Regions from separate parts of the Homo sapiens genome. Here region 1 is linked to region 2. A link is a contact called in ENCODE Hi-C or POLR2A ChIA-PET data. All regions are on one chromosome and are shown on one strand. The core of a region is the stretch at or near the end of the contact, and the rest is flanking DNA. Distances in the headings are between cores, read along the strand shown. Region 1 holds the start of DSG1 (desmoglein 1). Region 2 holds the start of DSC3 (desmocollin 3).

The links. A loop is a pair of places that touch in the nucleus more often than their neighbours do. ChIA-PET counts read pairs that join two places held with the same protein, here RNA polymerase II (POLR2A).
Region 1: a loop to region 2 is called in a map of lower leg skin, with 5 times the contacts of the local background. The contact joins the promoter of DSG1 here to the promoter of DSC3 in region 2. A Hi-C loop is called at or near these places in 1 of 168 maps with a recorded cell type or tissue (lower leg skin). POLR2A ChIA-PET finds 5 or more read pairs at or near these places in 2 of 52 experiments (MCF 10A and activated T-cell).

Annotation. Positions count from the first base shown.
Region 1 is chr18:31,316,556-31,319,880 of GRCh38, forward strand. It overlaps DSG1 (desmoglein 1), which reads left to right and starts at 1,605. Exons shown (of 15, transcript NM_001942.4): 1 at 1,605-1,793. The coding sequence starts at 1,746.
Region 2 is chr18:31,040,678-31,044,150 of GRCh38, forward strand. DSC3 (desmocollin 3) reads right to left here and starts at 2,065. Exons shown (of 16, transcript NM_001941.5): 1 at 1,915-2,065. The coding sequence starts at 1,983. LOC124904345 (a long non-coding RNA gene) reads left to right here and starts at 856. Exons shown (of 2, transcript XR_007066445.1): 1 at 856-1,157; 2 at 1,765-3,473.

The DNA.
Region 1 (3,325 bases), core at 355-2,854, 280 kb after region 2:
GAAAGGTAATTTAATGGATGAAGGAGGCCCCCATGCATGCCCTAGCATCATGCCCAGAATCCGAGATGCATAAAACATTGACTCGCCACTGGAAAGCTGCAAGAGTAGGTGCAGTTGTCTCTGGTGCCCAGTGAGTCTTCTGCTATTCATGGTCAGACAACATGATACTAATATATTGCTCAGACTAAGTCATAGGTTAATACAGTCTATTTTATTTGACATTTCTCATTAGAGAAAATCGGCCAGCTCATCTTTCTAAATTTTATTTATTTACATCTGCTATTTACAATCATAAACATTCTTATTCACTGCAAATAAACATGGGCAGCCTATCTCCTCCCCTCCACACTGTATGATGGATAATATGGAAATTCAAACCACACATCTTCTTTGCCACAAATCTGTAGTGAAATGACAGCCTTCTATAGACCCTCTGACCCTCAGAGATTTTCTTCCTTTTGGAGACATTTTGAGTATCTTTTTGACCATAATCAACATCTTATCAGGTAGGTCTCTTGTTCTAAGTAGCCGTTTCAAACTCTGAGGGTGTCCAGTGTCTATGAGCTTCCTGCCACTCACAATATTTATACTAGACGTTGCCAGGGGAAGAGAAGAGAGTCCAAAAATATGTCCAAATGCTGCCCTGTGAAGGTTGCTATTTATTTTCACAAACCTCAGGGCTGCATTCAGTTTCCCGTCTACCTGTGTAGGCAGCCATTTCTTCAGTGTATTCCCTATGTTCTAATTGGCTCGCTGTACAGATTCTTGGCTCTGTGCTTAGGAATTGTCATTGACTTTTAACCCACCTCACCTGCTGAGCAGCTTTCTGTGTTTTCATTAGTATTTCAGGCACCGAATCTCATTTTTAAAGTTATTATCAGGATTTTAATTGGTGGTTCTCACTATTCACCCTTAAGTTTAGTAATATTTAAATTTTTATTTTGTTGCATTTAATAAAAGAATCATAAAGAAAGAAAAATAATTAGGGAGAGAAAATAATTTCTTTAGAGGGAAAATGGAGGATTCCTTAGACTGAAGGCTGGTCAGTTAATGGGAATTGTGACTTATGCAGAGGATCTAATAATTGTAAGTATCATGGTTTTACTTGTTTGAATTAATAACTTTAAAAAATCTCAGTCTTGCATTAGCATATTTTCTGTCTCTTAACAACCGAAAATAACTGAAACTTTCCCAACATCTACTAAAATGGAAAGTTTGTCATTTTCTACTATGACCTGAGGGTTTGGCTACAAACAGATAATGGAATGAATAAGATGAGCATTCAAGTTATACCTGCCTGTTTAATATGGGGAGAAACTAAACCACCTGTAAAGAAAGCATGGGGTGAGAAGCCCCCATCACCTGTATAACCCTCGGTATTTCTGTTCACTTTAAGAGCCTGCCACTGAAAACATTCAGTAAAGGAGTGAATCTTCCTTGCCCCATCAAGAGTCGCTTTTCAGCTGGAGGAAGGGTGTGTCCCCAAGTTTTTACCTGGGAGCAATGATGATCTTGTCAAGCATTTCAGTGAGACCAGCCCAAGTTTTTAGGGTGGGGATCCAGACTGGTTATACGTACCTTCAGTCCTTCTCCCAGAGGAAGGCAGAAACACCTCAAAGCCTGCATGTAAGAACATCTACTGAGAAATTATTTTAATCAGACACCAGCTGAGTGGGAGAAAGAAAAAGAACAGAGAAGAACAAACAAAACTCCCTTGGTCTTGGATGTAAGAGAATCCAGCAGAGATGGACTGGAGTTTCTTCAGAGTAGTTGCAATGCTGTTCATTTTTCTGGTGAGTGGATTCTGGTAAAAGTCCTTCATAATCGTGCCCATTGTAAACAAGTGAAAACTTTTTAGAAAATGTTAGTGGGCATTATTTCTAACCTAAACCCATTGAAAATGTATATTAATGACAAGATGATTTTATGAACTAGATTTTTCAATAGCATTTCTCTCTTTAATTGAAGACTCAAGATCATGTTAATGCCTCAGTGTCAACTCATTGTATTACATCTCTGACACTGAAGTCATTGCTAAGTCATGCTGGGAAAAGACTGAATTTAGGAAATTCCTATCGCTAGTTAGTAGCACTTTGTCGTTCAAAATCTCTTCTGCAAGAGGGCTTTTAAACTAAATATCACAAGTGTGTCTGGATTTTTAACCTGTTTTTTTTTTTATTTTTTTTGTGTGTTTGGTGGTGGAATTACTCTAATTTTTAAAACATAAAAATAGCACCACATAATTTAAAATCGTAGCAGTTTGTGGCTGGTCTCGCTATCCAAATAAAGTCATCAGTTGCATATTTGGTTAGAATCTGTATCACTACTATAAAAAGCCCCGCACTATTTAACTATGATTTTATTTAAAACATTTTTAATTTCAAAAAACGGCAGTACAGGAGGTTTATAAATGACATATTAAGTGAAGAAGTGGCTATAATTAAAGAGTAAGTATAATTATTATTACACTCGATCTTACTACTGGAATGTCAGTGATGACTGCGATATAAAAGTTGTGCACTTGATCGTCTGACGAATGTAATGAAATACTTTATCATTGCCCCCTTACATGTAATTAGTTTTCTTGCTGTAGAGATAATACTAAGTGCACCACTAATGTATTATGTCAATTTCACTTTCAGTGAAAATTTGAAAATTGTAATCTCTCTCATAGTAAGGTTAATGTAATTCAAAAAGGCAGGTGCCAAGTAAATTGCCCTCCAGCTTGGCAGGATGTATAGTGCTGTGGTTCACATTTGTTTCTACTTGCTTAATTTTTGAACTGGAATGTTGGGTTGGTTGGTATAATAAGTTAGATCTTTGATTCAAAGTATGCTGGTTAGTTTGAATTCAGTTTTATTAACTAAGGCGGGACATAATCAGTGGATTTAGTTATAAATGAGCATCAGTAAGCTGGTGGCTTTGGTTCCAAGCTTTCCTTCAAACATTAGTCCTATCCCATGCTCTTTTCAGTGGATATTTAGGATCAGTTGATTTCATTACTTAGGATTTGGTAGGGATCACTGATCATTATACAGTATGTCATTTGAAATATGAGAGTTTCATATTGTCAGTAATCAAGCACTTTTACTTAAAATTTCAAATAAATTTGATCCATTAAGAGCTATTATAGTTTTAGTTGATCAGCTTGTTCAGATAGGTGTACACTAACTTTCATAGAATCTCTAAGATGTGCCTTATTTGTTGATTTATTTATTTCAAATTAATTATAGCATATCAAATTTCTTTAAACAGCCACTTCCTATTTAGTCATTCTTCAATAAAATGTATCATCATCAAAATCATATATCTTTATTGAACTTTC
Region 2 (3,473 bases), core at 815-3,314:
CTTTGAAAAGCTGTCTCCTTAGAACAAACAATGTTTTAAAGATAAGTAATGGTTTAAAGATATCCATTAAAGTCTCTATAAAATGAAAAATGTTTCTAAAATGCCGTGTCATTAATATTATATTGAAAAGTTGAGAGTCGTATGAGTCAAAAGGAAGGAAATACATACATGAGATGGTCAAGAGAAGTGTTAATTTACCCATCCGGTCCGAAATTGCAAGTGTTTGTAAACTGACAATTGCAGATGAAATAGTCATTTTCTGTGCACTTTCCGGTATTTAAGTCTCCAGATACAGCATTTAACCTAAACTCAACGGAATTATTTTAAAAAAAAAAAATCTTAAACGAGTATGTGCTAGATCAAAGCTGAAGCTTCCTCCGTTTAGATTTACGCGCACCTTCTTCCTTGCCACAGCTCGACACCCCCACCCATGCCTTGCCGGGAAAGCTCCTGGTCTTCCATGGCCTCTGGGAGCCTCGAGCGAATGCGAGAAATTCTGAGAGCAGCACCCGTAGTTTCGTTCCCCATCCTCAATCCCTTCGCAAAGGAAACACAAAACCCCAAATGCATGCTTGTAAACTGAAAAGCTGAAAATGCTTTTAAATATATTACAAAAGAACACATTCTCTAAGCCGTTTCCATTTGTAGTCACTTCATAAGCTCAGATACTTTGTTGGAACAGTTCCCGGGCAAATGGATGCGCTTATTTGTCCAATTCCTTCTCCATAAACATATCGTAGATCATAACTACCAATCCCATATTCATACCTCGCTGACCTTAAGGGAGGACAACCCTTGGACCCACTCCCACTTGCCAGGGTGGAGGGCCAGGAAGCAGTAAGAATCCGCGAGACCAGACTCGGCTCACTGCCGACGCGGGTATAGACCTCGCTCCCATCGGACCCCATGCGCATCCATGGATGCGGGTAAGTCGCGGGTCCGCGGCTCCTTTCTGGGCGTGCGGAATGAAACTCTGTTGAAGCCTGAAGCTTCGCGTGTAACCGCGCCGCCAGAGTTCCGAACACTTCAAGTCTCCCGTGTTCTCAGAGCATCGTCTCTAACTTCCTCTCCTAGAGGATTTCGTCCTGGGCGGCAGGTTTCCGTAGACTCGAAACCCCAGGCTGTGCTCCGGCCGCGCAGTCCTCCCCGGAGCCGGAGTAAGTACGACGCAACCCCACCGCATCCATCATCCCCCACCACTGTCACCCTCTACCCGCCTCCACACCTCGGCAGCATCCCCAAAACACAACACGACCCCAACCCCCATTCTGGCCCGGTCTTCCCACACTTTCGCGCCCCCGGCACATCCCGCCCCCAGCTGGGTGGCTGGCGGGGGTGGACCGCTTGGGTGAGCTTCTGAATACCCTTTAGGGGAGATACCGAGAAACCCACTTCTCAGGGGCAGCCCCACCAAGGGACCCAGGGACACAGCCCCGGCTCCACTCACTAACGAACCAATCCGGGTCAACTGCGACCCAGAGCTGGGGAGGGGGCAGCCCCTAAATCCCTTTTCAAGTCTGTGCTTTGAGCTCTCAGGGATCCTCTCCACCCAAAGGCGCCCTCCAACCACCATCACCACCAGCTCCACCACCTGGGGAGAAGCGTGAATCCCAACCCCCTGCCCAACCCGCGACGGCGCCCGCCAGAGCGCAGCGAAGCCTGAGCGCGACTCAGAATTCCAACAATCGAACACCTTGTCTCAAAACAAAAAGCTCAGTCCAGAGTCGACCCGCAAACACACGTTTTCTCTCCTCACTCCTGCAGGCCCGAACTTGGGGCTGCTACCAGACCCGCAGCATTGATCTGAGCCGCGGTTGTCACGTTTCGGCCCGCTTTGTCCCCAGCTCCGTGCAGCGTCCAGGGCGGATCCACCCCCGTCCCCACCCCAGCCCTATCCGGCGAGATCTGGCTTACCACGAGGGTCAGCAGCAGATGCAGGCAGACGGCTCCGCGCACGGAGCGCCGGGGCCCAGCGGCGGCCATCGGGATGCCGGGCAGGGCCAGGAGAACGCGGGCGCCGGGAGGGTGCCGAGAGCGAGACCTGCCGAGGTGCAGGGCGCGGGAGGTGCTTTTCTCGCCGCTGCTTGTTTTTAAGTGTATTTGGCCTCTCTCAGGCTTGCCTGCCCGGGAGCAACTTCACTTCTGAAACCGGATTGGACCCAGAGGACGCGGAGAGGCCACTCCTTGTTATTTCTCAAGTTTTATCATCGCCGGCGCGGCTGAGGAGCTGCCCGAGCCTGCCCCTCTGCTCCCCAGCAGCCACCCGGGCGTTCGCGCTCGGGAAAGCGGTCTCTGGCGCACCCTCTGCCAGTTCTCCCACGCCCCTCGGCTGCCCCGCGGCGCTGCCGCCCCGCCCGGCCCGCAGAGAGGCCCTGGCAGCCCAGATCGTCCCAGGGCGGCCCCATCGCCGGCGCTGCGCGGTGCATCTCAATGCAGAACCCCAATCCGCCCGCAGGGATCCCTGCCTCGACACGGGCTCTGCTGGATGCCAGGAACACCCTTGTCATTGGATCAGCGGATCTCCCCTTCGACGTCTGAACAAATTCTGCCAATGTTTTCAGATTAAAGCAAAATACATGTACTGTATTCTCTCCGGATTTGACTAACATGACAAAATACACGACAGAAGGAATTTATCCCAGATGGCATGATAAACAGTTTTTGGCATGTCAGAAATTAAAACCAAATTTAAGAAATTCTAATCTAACCATTTTTACGCACCCAAAATATGAGTGATTACACTCAGCGCTCTATTAACTGTCAGTTTGGGGGACTCATATGAACCTTCTAAAAACGACTTTGTTCTTAGATGTGAATTATTGGTTTACTACTTACTGGTACCAAAATGAAATTTTTCAGGTGGTCAAAGGAATATCTACCACACAAAACCTTCTAAAACGAGGCTTACAGATTCTACATCATGCAACGACTATTTATCAGGGCCCGAAGTCGGCCAAGCTTTGTGTGAGGGCATGGAAGAAAGGAAATGCAGAAAATCTAGTTCCTGTCGGAAATAATTCAAAGTCAGAAAGGGACGAAAGACAATCATTCCTAGCCCAGTAGGCTACACTTTTTAATAGAGATGTCGTTTGTAACACCAGGGGGACATCCTCTTATTTCTCCCTAAACTGAATTTTAAGTTCCCCGAGTTCCCATCTACTGGATTCAGGAGGAAATCCCTCTCAGACATGAGATGCTACTCCTCGAAGTCCATTCAAAAGTTGCAAGGTCGGGAATTTCAGACAGCCAATTAATCATGAAAGGGTGTTATGACCTTCATTCATCTCACTCTGGCTCAAGTCTAATAGACTCCTCGTCGTCTAAGCCATGTATTCCCTGAAGTCTGGGGCTTCCCTGAAACTCATGAGGCTCAGCTTTAAGGGCTCAGACACTCTAAGTTGAGCTTCCCAGTGTGAATCTCCCAGGCACCCGTCAGTGGAGGTCTCTGTATGTAAGAGCTCTTCCAGTCTCAG